2 separate regions of the Homo sapiens genome follow, and region 2 is linked to region 1. The links are chromatin contacts, found by Hi-C or POLR2A ChIA-PET in ENCODE. All regions are on one chromosome and are shown on one strand. Each heading gives the region's core, a stretch centred on a gene start or an enhancer-like site at or near the end of the contact. The rest is flanking DNA. Distances are from core to core; before and after follow the strand shown. Region 1 overlaps DYNC1H1 (dynein cytoplasmic 1 heavy chain 1). Region 2 has its middle 75 kb from the start of WDR20.

Region 1 (3,868 bases), core at 664-3,163:
AGTTTGTGCAGTGGGTGGAGTTGCTCCCCGACACCCAGACGCCCTCCTGGCTGGGCCTGCCCAACAACGCCGAGAGAGTCCTCCTTACCACACAGGGTAGGCAACAAGGATCCTCCCCACACGCAGGGTGGGTGGCGAGGGTCCCCTCACGCGGGGTGGGTGGCGAGGGTCCCCACACGCAGGGTGAGTGTGCACTGCTGTCCCAGGGCCCTCCCTGGTTATGCTGGGTGTGGCTCTGTCAGCCTCGGCCTTCCTGCCAGTCTCCAGCTGCTCCTAGCTCCACTCCGAGGGGAGGCAGAGGAAAGAACTGGCTCTTCTCTGCAGCATCAACTCAGTTCTAGAGAAAAGGCTTGATATTTATGTAAATGAGCCTAGAAATAACATTTAGATGTTCATCTCATATTGAAAAGCAGTTACTGGCTGGGCACACTGGCTCACACCTATAATCCCAGCACTTTGGGAGGCCAAGGCGGGCAGATCACTCGAGGTTAGGATTTCCAGACCAGCCTGGTCAACATGGCAAAACCTCGTCTCTACTAAAAATACAAAAATTAGGTGAGCATGGTGGCAGGCACCTGTAATCCCAGCTACTCAGGAGGCTGAGGCAGGAGAATTATTTGAACCCGGGAGATGGAGGTTGCAGTGAGCCGAGATCACATCACTCTACTCTAGCCTGGGCAACAGAGTGAGACTCTGTCTCAAAAAAAAAAAAAAAAGCCGGGCGCAGTGGCTCACGCCTATAATCCCACTATAATCCCAGCACTTTGGGAGGCTGAGGTGGATGGATCACCTGAGGTCAGGAGTTCGAGACCAGCCTGGCCAACATGGTGAAATCCCATCTCTACAAAAAATACAAAAACTAGCCAGGTGTGGTGGTGGGTGCCTGTAATCCCAGCTACTCTGGAGGCTGAGGCAGGAGAATCTCTTGAACCCGGGAGGCAGAGGTTTCAGTGAGCTGAGAACGCGCCATTGCACTCCAGCTTGGGCAACAGAACAAGATTCTGTCTCAAAAAAGAAAAAAGAAAATCAGTTTCTTTTTTTTTTCTTCAAGAGTTGAAAAGTACCTGATATTAAGTGATTTTTTAAAACCATTCATCTTCCCTAGAATTTTTTAGCAGTCTTTGTTTCCTTTTCACTTACTTACAAGATGTTTTTTAAGACTTCAAGTGCTGTGAGCCAGAAGGGAGCTAAGAAATTCTCTAAGCCAGTGGCTCTCATAGTGTGGCTCCCAAACCAGCAGCAGCAGCAGCCTCCCCAGAACTTCTTAGAAATGCAGGTTCCCAGCCGGGCACGGTGGCTCAAGCCTGTAATCCCAGCACTTTGGGAGGCCGAGGTGGGCGGATCACAAGGTCAGGAGATGGAGACCATCCTGGCTAACACGGTGAAACCCCGTCTCTACTAAAAATACAAAAAAAATTAGCCGGGTGTGGTGGCGGGCACCTGTAGTCCCAGCTACTCAAGAGGCTGAGGCAGGAGAATGGCGTGAACCCGGGAGGGGGAGCTTGCAGTGAGCCGAGATGGCACCACTGCACTCCAGCCTGGGCGACAGAGCAAGACTTTGTCTCAAAAAAAAAAAAAAAGAAATGCGGGTTCCCAGGCCCTGCCCAGGCGCACTCTATCAGGACAGGGGATGGGCCCAGCAACTGGCCTTCACAAAGCCTCCAAGCACTACACGTGGGGTTGACAGCAGCTGATCAAATCTCAACTTTTTCTTATGGGAAAAAGTCACGAAAAGCTAAGAAGACAAGAAAAGCTAAGAAGACAAGGGCATTGCTGAAACTCACAGCTGGTTAACAGGACAGAATCAGGAGGGATAAGCCAGGCGAGCTGGGCGGGTCTGGAGGGAAAGCCAAAGCCAGGCGAGCTGGGCGGGTCTGGAGGGAAAGCCAGGCGAGCTGGGCGGGTCTGGAGGGAGAGCCAGGCGAGCTGGGCGGGTCTGGAGCACACTGCAGGCACCACAAGGCTCGGGGTAATCCCAGCCACATGGTGGCAGTCACAGGCCAAGGGACACTGTGGTGACCAGTTTTCTGAGTTAAGAGGGCAGGTGGCACCCCCTCCTGGAGCGCCTCTCGAGCACGCACTCATTCATGGTCGGGCTGAAAGCCGGCCGGGGCTTGGCCCAGGTCTCACAGTGAACCCAAACCCAGGGTCCTGAAGAGCCTTCCTTGAGTCTTTGGACTCGGGCTGCTGGTTCCGTTTTTTTTTTTTTGCTTTGAGACTGAGTCTTGCTCTGTCACTCAGACTGGAGTGCAGTGGTGCAATCAGAGCTCACTGCAGCCTCAGCTTTCTGGGCTCAAGCGATCCCCCCACCTCAGCCTTCCAAGTAGCTGGGACCACAGGTGCCACCACCACACCTGCCTTTCTAATTTTTTGTAGAGATGAGGGTCTCACTATGTTGCCCAGGCTAGTCTTGAACCCCTGAGCTCTAGAGATGCTCCCGCTTCCGCCTCCCACAGTGCTGGGACTGTGGGCGTGAGCCACTGTGGCTGTCTTGCTGGTGCTGGGACTGTGGGCGTGAGCCACTGTGGCTGTCTTGCTGGGTCAGTTTTAACAGTCATGTTCTCGACCTGGTAACAATTCTTATTCTGTATCTGTCTCCTTAGCTTTCTGGTCAGGCCATTGTCTGTGCTTTAAAAACATACATGACTGGCCAGGCATGGTGGCTCATGCCTGTAATCCCAGCACTTTGGGAGGCCAAGGCGAGCAGATCACCTGAGGTCAGGAGTTCAAGACCAGCCTGGCCAGCATGGTGAAACCCTGTCTCTACTAAAAATACAAGAAAAAATTAGCCAGGCGCGGTGCCACATGCCTGTAATCCCAGCTACTTGGGAGCCTGAGTCAGGAGAATCACTTGAACCCAGGAGGCAGAGGTTGCAGTGAGCCAAGGTCACGCCACTGCACTCCAGTCTGGGTGACAGAGCGAGACTCCATCTCAAAAATATATATATACACACACACACACATATATATATACATACACATACGTATATATATATACACATATATGTATATATACACGTGTGTGTGTGTGTGTGTGTGTATATATATATATATATATATATGTACACACGGCTGAGCACCTTCCAGATTTTGCTGCAGTTCCCAGTGTGGACTCACTCACCATGTGGCCTTTACGTTCAAGTCCCTTTTCCCTCTGTGATTTCTTGCCCGTCCCCTCCCTCCTTCCTGCTGCGACTGTGGGACTGTGGCCCAGGTGTGGACATGATCAGTAAAATGCTGAAGATGCAGATGTTGGAGGATGAGGACGACCTGGCCTACGCAGAGACTGAGAAGAAGACGAGGACAGACTCCACGTCCGACGGGCGCCCTGCCTGGATGCGGACACTGCACACCACCGCGTCCAACTGGCTGCACCTCATCCCCCAGACGCTGAGCCACCTCAAGCGCACCGTGGAGAATATCAAGGTAGCTGGGAGGGTGGCGGGCCGGCCAGGTCTCAAGGTCCCAGGTGCTGGGTATGGTCATGGACCATTGTTCCATGGACCATTGGTTCCACTGTGCCGGACGGAACGTACTCACACCGGTGTCACCTCAGAGCAGGTGTCCAGCTGAGCCCAGGCATTGGGCAAGATGAGTTGGCCCTTTTGAAATGGACTGAAAACACCCTAGAAGATTGTGAGATAGGCAGACAGCGCCACAGCGAGCAGCCGCAGCCCTTCCTCCCTAGAGAGCCCCGAGAGCTGCGACTCGGGCAGGGGCCTCAGCGGGTTTCTGAGCAGCCTCAGCTTCACACAAGCTCGGTTCCAAGTCACGCTCTGCCAAAGCTGTCCGTGACCCTGGACAGTTCGGAAGCTCTGGGGCTCTCCCCGGAGGCCGAGTTACTTCTGTTTGACCTTTACACTGGAGA
Region 2 (7,955 bases), core at 3,028-5,527, 170 kb after region 1:
CTGGCCATGTGCGTAGGCTTCGTCCTCAGTGGCTCCCACCCTAGCGCCTCAGCCCAGGACCTGGTGGCCTGTGGCTTCCTCGGCAGTGGGAGGCTCTGCTGCTCCCCCGGAGACCGCAGTCTTTCACCCTCACTCTCTACTGCTGCACCAGGAGCTGCTTTTCAAATTCTGGTTTTCCCAGTGGGTGAGATGGCCCCTTGAACTATGTATTCCATGTCAAGATGGTGGTTATCTTACTTGTTAACTCATTTTGGGCATTTAGGTTGTACACCTTTGTAATTAAATATAGAGACAACGATCACTTAGACCAGTTTGCGTAGTGAATATGATTCAGCAAAGTGAAGACCTGGTGGCTTTTCTTTCTCTGCAGTGTAAAGACCCTGGTAGCTGAAGCAGCAGCTCCCTGTGCTCTTAACGCAGCCCTCCCAGGAAAGCCGGGCCAGGTTCCCAGGCCTGCTTCCCATCTGCAAACATGTCACGGTGGCGCCATCCACCCTGTGCCCATCGTGGGCCTTAACGCAGTGGTTTCTGTTGAGTGTGATGGCATGGCCGCGTGCTGCCACCTGGGAACCACAGCAGCCTTCAGGTGCATCTCTCCTGGCTGTGCCTTTCACATCCCTGAGCACTGCTCCTAGGAGTATTCGTGTCCTCTCTACCTGTGGAATACGGGCCTTTGTTCCTAAAGGTGAACTGATCTAAGGTAGCCATGACAGCCATCCTTGTGGACAGTTTCCGCTTTGGAGGCCAAATTGGGTCATGTGGAGAGATTAGTGATGAACGCTCCATGTGCAACTTTTGCACCTACATAGTTGTAAACGTTCAGTTTCAAATGCTTCTGAGGCATTGAGTATGCAGTTTCAAAATTCAGGACTTAGTATTTGGCCTAAATAGAGAGTGGCCGATCCCAAGTAAGTAGCATTTATGGTGACATTTCTGGCGACCTTGCAGTTCTGAAGGTGTTGCCCTGGACAGGGAAGCCGTGGGGGTGTGTGCCCGAGTAACCAACGTGACCGACTGGGGACTCTCTGATTTCTCCCCCTTCTTTAAAATTCTCAGTCGCAGTGGCTGGGATGAAAGAGGGATTGCAGGGGTACACTGACAGGTGACTTAGGAGTCATTTGCTGATAGGAACCAGGGGTGGGAGAGGCAAGAGGAGGAGGTTATGTTTCCTTTGAAAACAACTCCGAAGTGTGCTGTCTAGTATGGAGGCCTGTGTGTGTCTTTCTCCCCCCACCTCCAGTTTTAAACACTATGATATTGTCAGTTTTGGATTTGAGGCTTGATAACAATCTTTTTCTTCCAGTTTTTGCCAAGGAGTGTACTGTCCTTAATGTCTGTCTGGTACCTTGTCTGGGGCCCCTTCGTTGTGTCTACGTGCCCTCCCCAAGGCCCCTCTTGCTGGGTTCAGGGCCCAGTGGAGAGCACTGTGCCAGCCTGGGGAGGGGCTGCCTTTGACTGCATGTCCTGACCCCTGGCTCAGCCCAGGCTGGCCCAGGCCCTGCAGGGCGACACCACTCTGTGTCCACTCTGCCCCTCTGACTGCTGCCCCTTTCTTTGACAGCCGGCAGAGCACTTCTGCAGGCAGGAGGACAGGATGCAAGGTGTTCTCCAAGACCAGAACTAAAAGTGCCCAACAGCTTGAGAAGAGGGCACTGGAGAGAGGGGCAGGGAAGCGCCCTTCTCCTCGGCTGTGCTTCTGAGTAATGGCTCCCGCAGACCTGGGGAGGGCCTGGGGAGGGGTGGCCGCGGTGGTTCCTGATATCAGGTGTGTAAGGTGCAATGCGTGCTGCTAACCCTAGGAGAAATTTGGGGAAAATATTTGTAGTTTTCTCGCCAAACTTTGAGCTTCCTCATTGAAATTTTTCAGTCTTTCAGCCTAAACGTTATTATGAGCAAGAATATCTTTTCTAACCTAATCTGTGGAATAAAACACAGCATTTGGCAAGAAGAGGCTGTTAAATACTCAGTCAGCATCACTGTTCCAGCGTGTACCAAACCACAGAGATGAAAGGCTCAGACGAAAGTCAGGTGCACGCTGCGTGGCTGGAGAATCCCGCTCCCACCCGGCAAGGGGGCGAGCTGGTCCCTGGGCGGTGTCAGACACCTTCTGAAGGTGCCAGGCCAGGGCCAGGGGAGCTTCAACTCGCCCTCCTTGGGTTGGCCTTTTTCACCAGAATTCAAGAAGCCAGATTTGTGCTGTGACTGCGATGGGGCAGGCTTCTAAACACTACTGGTGGCCCTGGAGCCTTTCTCTGAGGCTTTTTTCTTATTCAGAAGGAGAATTAAAAATTCCCCCAGCGGCCTGGAGAAGGGAACCTTTGGAAAAGCTTGCCTTCTTTTAAAAGCAAATGCATGTGCAGGAGTAGACACTTTACAAATAACCAGTAGCCTTGGGGTCGAAATTTGCTTAAATCATGGTAAAGGATCTCATTTCTCTTTTGTGCTGATTGAACCTTCTAGCAGTTTGGAAGTGTTTTCCTGTGAACCCTTAGCTGGGGACTGAGGGTAAATGCCTTAAAAATGGAGGCATGGAAAATCAGAAAGGAGCTATCACAATCATTCTTTTCTCAAAGGCGTTCAGGAATTCTGAGGAAGAAATGCAGTGACAGGATGGGATTTTAGGGGCAAGGACACCGTCCGGGCGGGGCCCAGGGCTCTCCACTGGCTGACTTCACCCCCAGGGCCCAGCTGGCACGTGGCCAGGCAGCCATTTCTCCCCAGTTCCTCCACTTCCTGGGGTTCATTTTAAATAATAAATTGTAAAGTATGAAATGAGTGCTGAAGTTGCCTGCATACAAGGTCCTCATCACCTCTCGCCTGGGAGGGAGACGTTTTCTTTCTTTGTTGAGCGAGCTCAAAGTGTGAGGCGGAGAAAACCTAGGGGTTGGGGGCGGCTGGAGAAGGGATCCACGGAAACCCAAGCGCCACATCATGCGTGTCTGACTGCCCACGGAAGAACTAGAAGCAGTTCACCAGTGGATTTTCTGGGGAACGATTCATGGAACACAGCGTCTGGCGTCCAGCTTTGTGGGTGAGGGCATGGCGGGGGATCCGGTGGCCCTGCCCTGCCTCCGGTGCCGGTGGATGGGGGAGGGACTGGCCTCTGACTGCGGGGTTGCACCATGGCGGCGGTCGGTGTGCCCTTGGCTGAGGTTTCGTTCCTTAGCAGTGAGAACCTCCACATGCGTGGGTAGGGGTCGGGTGACCTGGAGACGCCTCCTCCGGTCTGGTCTGGGTGACAAAGGTGAAGGTTTATAGTCTACCACCCTGGCAGCAGCCTGCAGGGCCCCCCCTTGTCTGGAGCACACCCTTCGCCACGGGCTGATTGGGACTGTCGGGTGTTGCTTTAAGTTAACAAGGTGCACATCACAGCGACCCCAAGTGATGTCCCAAAGGGAGGAGACATTAGTCTGGCCGAAGTGAAGTCTGTGGCTTTATATGTAAAAGCACTCGTATGCAACTGTTACCTTTGAAACTCAGATCCTAGTTACGAACTATAAGAACGTGCCCCTCCAGTAGAGGGAGACTGTCTCACTGATGTTGATTTCTTTATTCATTTCCGCATCTGTTACACGAACTTCGTGTCATAAATTGCTATCCTTTCATTTGAAAGTGTAAAAAATTTCCTGCATTTTTATCATTTCTGTATACTTGAGTTTATTAGAGATTGTTATGTTAGGCGACACTGTATAAAATTGTATGGATATTTTGAGTGAAAATCAAAAGTAAAATTCACATGTATTTCCTTTTTTATATTTTCATCCAATTTCTTGACAACTTGAATAAATTTCATAAAGAGCCTTCCTAACATGAAATATTGGTAAATTAAATTCTTTACTGTTGCAATAATTAATGAAACTTTAGTATCAGTATTGTTTTATAATTTTAAGGAAATCATGTTTGTTTCACTGCTTTGTTTTTTTTTTTAGCTGTTGCCTTGTCACTGTCACAGCTAACAAGACTTACTACATACTTGATATTCTGAAGTACTGTGGGGCTGTCCTCTGTATACTGACATTAAATAAACGTGTGTGAGTGAACTGTAAATGTAGATAATTTTCAGTAGTCATTTTCACATCTAAGCTTTAAAAATCCCAGTGAACCAAAACCAGAAAAGTTTTTAAATGCTGTAAAATTAAGGACCTTGTTAATGTTTATAGAACAGCCAGCCACCGGAATTGCTCCCTCTTACTAAAGCTGACTGTTTCTCATAGTTGGCAGCGTACTCGATGAAATGTTCTGCGTCTCAGATACTGTTTTATGTGGTCCTCCTCTGTGCCAACTCCAGTCCGGGAGAAGGACTGTTGATTGGCGTTTCGGCTGAGCTGTGTAGAGGCTTCTGTTTAATGAGAATGCAGACATTCTGAAGTCGTCCTGGGCCACGAGCTGGCTTTTGTTACATGGACTCACTATCCCGGATGCTGGACATCCGACATTCTGTCCAGCCACCCAGCCAGCAGCTGGGAGAGTGGAGAAGGTAGCGGCTGGTAGGCTGCTTGCTTTTTTTTATTTTGCTGTAAGTTCTGGGATATATGTGCTGAACGTGCAGGTTTGTTACATAGGGATGCATGTGCCACGGTGGTTTGTTGCGCCCATCAACCCGTCATCTATGTTTTAAGCCCCGCATGCATTAGGTATTTTTCCTTATGCTCTCCCTCCCCTTGCCCCCAGGTAGGCTGCTTTCAGTAGGAGCTCTTTTCCTGGCTAGAGTTCATTGTCTGCCTACTCCTCATCTTGAATAGTGTTTGCTTAAGGCTTTGTGCTGGCGTGAGGTTGTCCTGCTGTAGACACCAGGCCCGTCGTCGGTGCAGAGCGCTTCCTACACAGGGCAGTGGGGGACGTTCCATTTGGGATGAGAAGAACTCATGATTTACATTGTCTTACTATGAAATACCATCCCTCACTCTTGACAGACGACGTAGCTGATCTGAGCAGCGCCCTGGCACCCGCAGGCCTACCCCCCTGCCTGAGGTGTGATGAGTGAGGGCGAGCTGGCCTCAGACACAGCCCTTCCTCAGGCCCTTGTGCTCCCATTTAATTGTCACTTCCCTGCTGTGTCATGAGACATCCAGGTCCCACTCAGCCGCCTCTGCATGTTGGCAGCCGGCTGAGCCCTGTGCTCTGCCTCCAGCACGTTCATCGGGTGGGGAACTCCCAGAAGCTTCCCACGGTGCTGTCTCTGGAGTGCGGGGTCAGCAGAGCCTCCAGTGCTGAACTATCTGCACTTTTTGTCTTGAGTCTGGGCTGTCAAAGCGGAGGGAACATTCAGACCTACAGCTCTCAAAAGCGGCCTCCTGGGGCCTACGACTGCCACAAGAGTGCACAGGGCTCTGTTCTTAGCACTGAACAGGGCGTTTTGGTTTGTGTTTTTTGAGACAGGGTCTCGCTCTGTTGCCCGAACATGGCTCACTGAAGCCTTGACCTCCTGGGCTCAGTGATCCTCCCATCTAGGCCTCTTGAGTAACTGGGACCATAGGCACACACCACCAAACTCAGCTAATTTTTGTGTATTTTTATTTCTGTAGGTACAGGGTCTTGCCATGTTGCCCAGGCTAGCACTGAGTAGATTTTAAGCCCTAAAGACTATTAAGTTGACAGCAAGTTTTGTTTTTTTAAGAAAACCATGACATTTTGGTCTTTTAAAAATAGCTAGTTTGTACCTTCAAAAAAATAAAAATAGCTAGTTCTCAGCTGGGCATGGTGGCTCATGCCTGTAATCCCAGCACTTTGGGAGGCCGAGGCGGGTGGATCACCTGAGCCCAGGAGTTTGAGACCAGCCCAGCCATCATGGCAAACCCCCATCTGTACTAAAAATACAAAAATTAGCCGGGCGTGGTGGCGGGCGCCTGTAGTCCCAGCTACTCGGAAGGCTGAGGCACCATGAAAATCACTTGAACCCAGGAGGTGGAGGTTGCAATGAGTCGAGATGGCGCCACTGCACTCCAGCCTGGGCGACAGAGCGAGACTCTGTCTTAAAGAAAAAAAATAGCCATTTCTCCATGTGTGGCTGCCTGTCAGAATTAATGGATTCTGAACCCAGGGGTCTCTGGAGACGAATGGACCATCTAGAGGCTCTCAGCTCCCTACCACCCCTTCCAGGGTCAGTGGCCTCCAAAACCAGCCTCCCCTTTTAGGTGGGGGGCAGCATAAGCAAAATCCTCTTTGAAGTTACTCAAGCTAGAAAGGCTTTATGGAGACTAAGTGGGGTCCCTTCTTCCTGCCCCACACAGTAGAGAGGATTGCAGGGCCAAGTGGGTCCCAGGAGCGGGAGGGCCTCCAGTGACAGCCCGGGCCGGTGCTGGTCTCCATCAGTGAACGGGATCACGATGAAGGCCCACTGACTTGCACACGTTCTCTCTGATGCTTTTCTTCCACCTTCAGATCGCAGCGGAGCCCTTAGATGGTCGTGCCCTTCATCTGCGTGGTCTTTCCCCGGAAGTCTGAAGAGTACAATCCTTTTCTCTGGGTGGCTTTTCTCATTAGATGCCAGGTTGAGTGGCATCTGGGCAAGTGTGGCCCCTCACTGTCACCTGTCAGTGGACAGGTTAAAGCTGGCAGAGGTACGTGGTCCACTGCCCAGCTATAACTGAGGTCCCAAGCCAAACTGCACGGCAAGTCTGGGGCAGAGATGGGTCCCGACGTCCCTGGGCTGGGCCCAGGGTTCCCGGCTCTGTGGCTCACGTGCCGCTTGTGTGATGTAGAGACTGGCTTCGGGTGCCGTGAATAAACCATGGCTGCTTTCTCCAGGTTTGCTTTGGTTCCTTTCTGTTGTGGTCTGTGTAGTGAGAATGGTGGGAGTCTTGCACGTGAGCAGTTAAGGAGTGTGTTCAGAGCTGGAAGTCTTGGTTCTGAGAGCAGGCTAGCCTGGTCATAGTTCTCATCGTTTCCGCACCGTCTCTAAAAAGGTGTCGCTTTGCAAATAACATTTAACTCGTGTTCTCCCCAGGGTGAGATTCTGCCAGGAGCACCTGCCACAGAGGCCAGCATTGGAGCCTCAGGGGCTACGTGCAGGGCCAAGGCTGGCCTTCTCCCTCTGGGGGACGCCAGTGGAGGTGACCTCCACAGCACGCCGGCCAGCTGGCACCAAGCTCCCGGATGTTGTGGCTGTGTAGAACCAGATTCTGTCTTGTGGTACTTTGTCCACGATCTCAGGAGAGAAGCGCTAGTCTGCCCGCCCGCGTGCCTGCCATGAAACGGGTCCCAGGGCCTGTGTGCGTCTTACTTTTGTTTGGGTTGGAAAGGGTGACCTTGGGGGTTGAATGACCAGAGAGGGTATTGAACAGTCCCAGGTGGATGAGGGATGAGCTGGCGCCCAGCCCACACTCTCATCCACATCCCACAGCTGTCTCCTTGAGGTTCTGTCTTCTCTGACACTCACAGGCCAGGGGTCGTGGGGGTCAGAAGGGGAAGCCCTCCCAGAACCCAGAGCTAGGAGACCGTCCAGGCCTGACAGAGCTTCAGGACATGTCCTTTCTCTGACGTGGCCTGTGGCCCTCACAGTCCTATCTGGCTGTCAGAATCTCCAGTCCGAGCAGCACCTGCAGGGGCAGGAACATGGCCTTGCTGCTTTATTGTAAATTGTTTTGAACCAAAATATTTTTCATATATATTCTGGTGCAACAAGGTGTAATTCTCTTAACTTAGTATTATAAATTAGAATCAAACCCAAACCAAGAGCTGGAGTATTTTTTTATCACTTAATTTTGAACTGAAGTCTCTAGCGGGAATAAAACAGTGACTCTGCGGGGAGCCAAGCAGCTGACTAATATTAGAGCCAAGGCTTGCCCCGTTCCTCTCACGGTGTGGGGGCTGATGGGACGCCGTGCAGATTCTGCCTGGGGAGCTCCTTTGCCTGATGGCAACTGGTAAAGCCTGGAATTGCCAGCTGTCCTGCTTCTGGTGCACAGCCCAGCAGCTCCCGCACGCTGCTGAGCACAGGTGAAGCGTGGGCGGGC

The links. A loop is a pair of places that touch in the nucleus more often than their neighbours do. ChIA-PET counts read pairs that join two places held with the same protein, here RNA polymerase II (POLR2A). Pooled maps may share reads with other maps.
Region 2: a map of heart left ventricle shows a loop between it and region 1 (2.1-fold over the local background). The contact joins two enhancer-like sites. A Hi-C loop is called at or near these places in 5 of 168 maps with a recorded cell type or tissue (Caco-2, PC-9, heart left ventricle and 1 more) and 8 of 50 pooled maps. POLR2A ChIA-PET finds 5 or more read pairs at or near these places in 1 of 52 experiments (H1).

Annotation. Positions count from the first base shown.
Region 1 is chr14:102,044,603-102,048,470 of GRCh38, forward strand. It overlaps DYNC1H1 (dynein cytoplasmic 1 heavy chain 1), which reads left to right. Exons shown (of 78, transcript NM_001376.5): 72 at 1-96; 73 at 3,215-3,426. Among named protein-coding and RNA genes, the nearest start is that of HSP90AA1, 41 kb to the right of the region's middle. Within about 2 kb of position 1,914, at least 8 of the 41 ENCODE cell types and tissues checked have a DNase peak (open chromatin) inside an H3K27ac peak, as active enhancers do.
Region 2 is chr14:102,210,959-102,218,913 of GRCh38, forward strand. It overlaps a transcript of WDR20 not described here and a transcript of MOK not described here. Among named protein-coding and RNA genes, the nearest start is that of WDR20, 75 kb to the left of the region's middle. Within about 2 kb of position 4,278, at least 9 of the 41 ENCODE cell types and tissues checked have a DNase peak (open chromatin) inside an H3K27ac peak, as active enhancers do.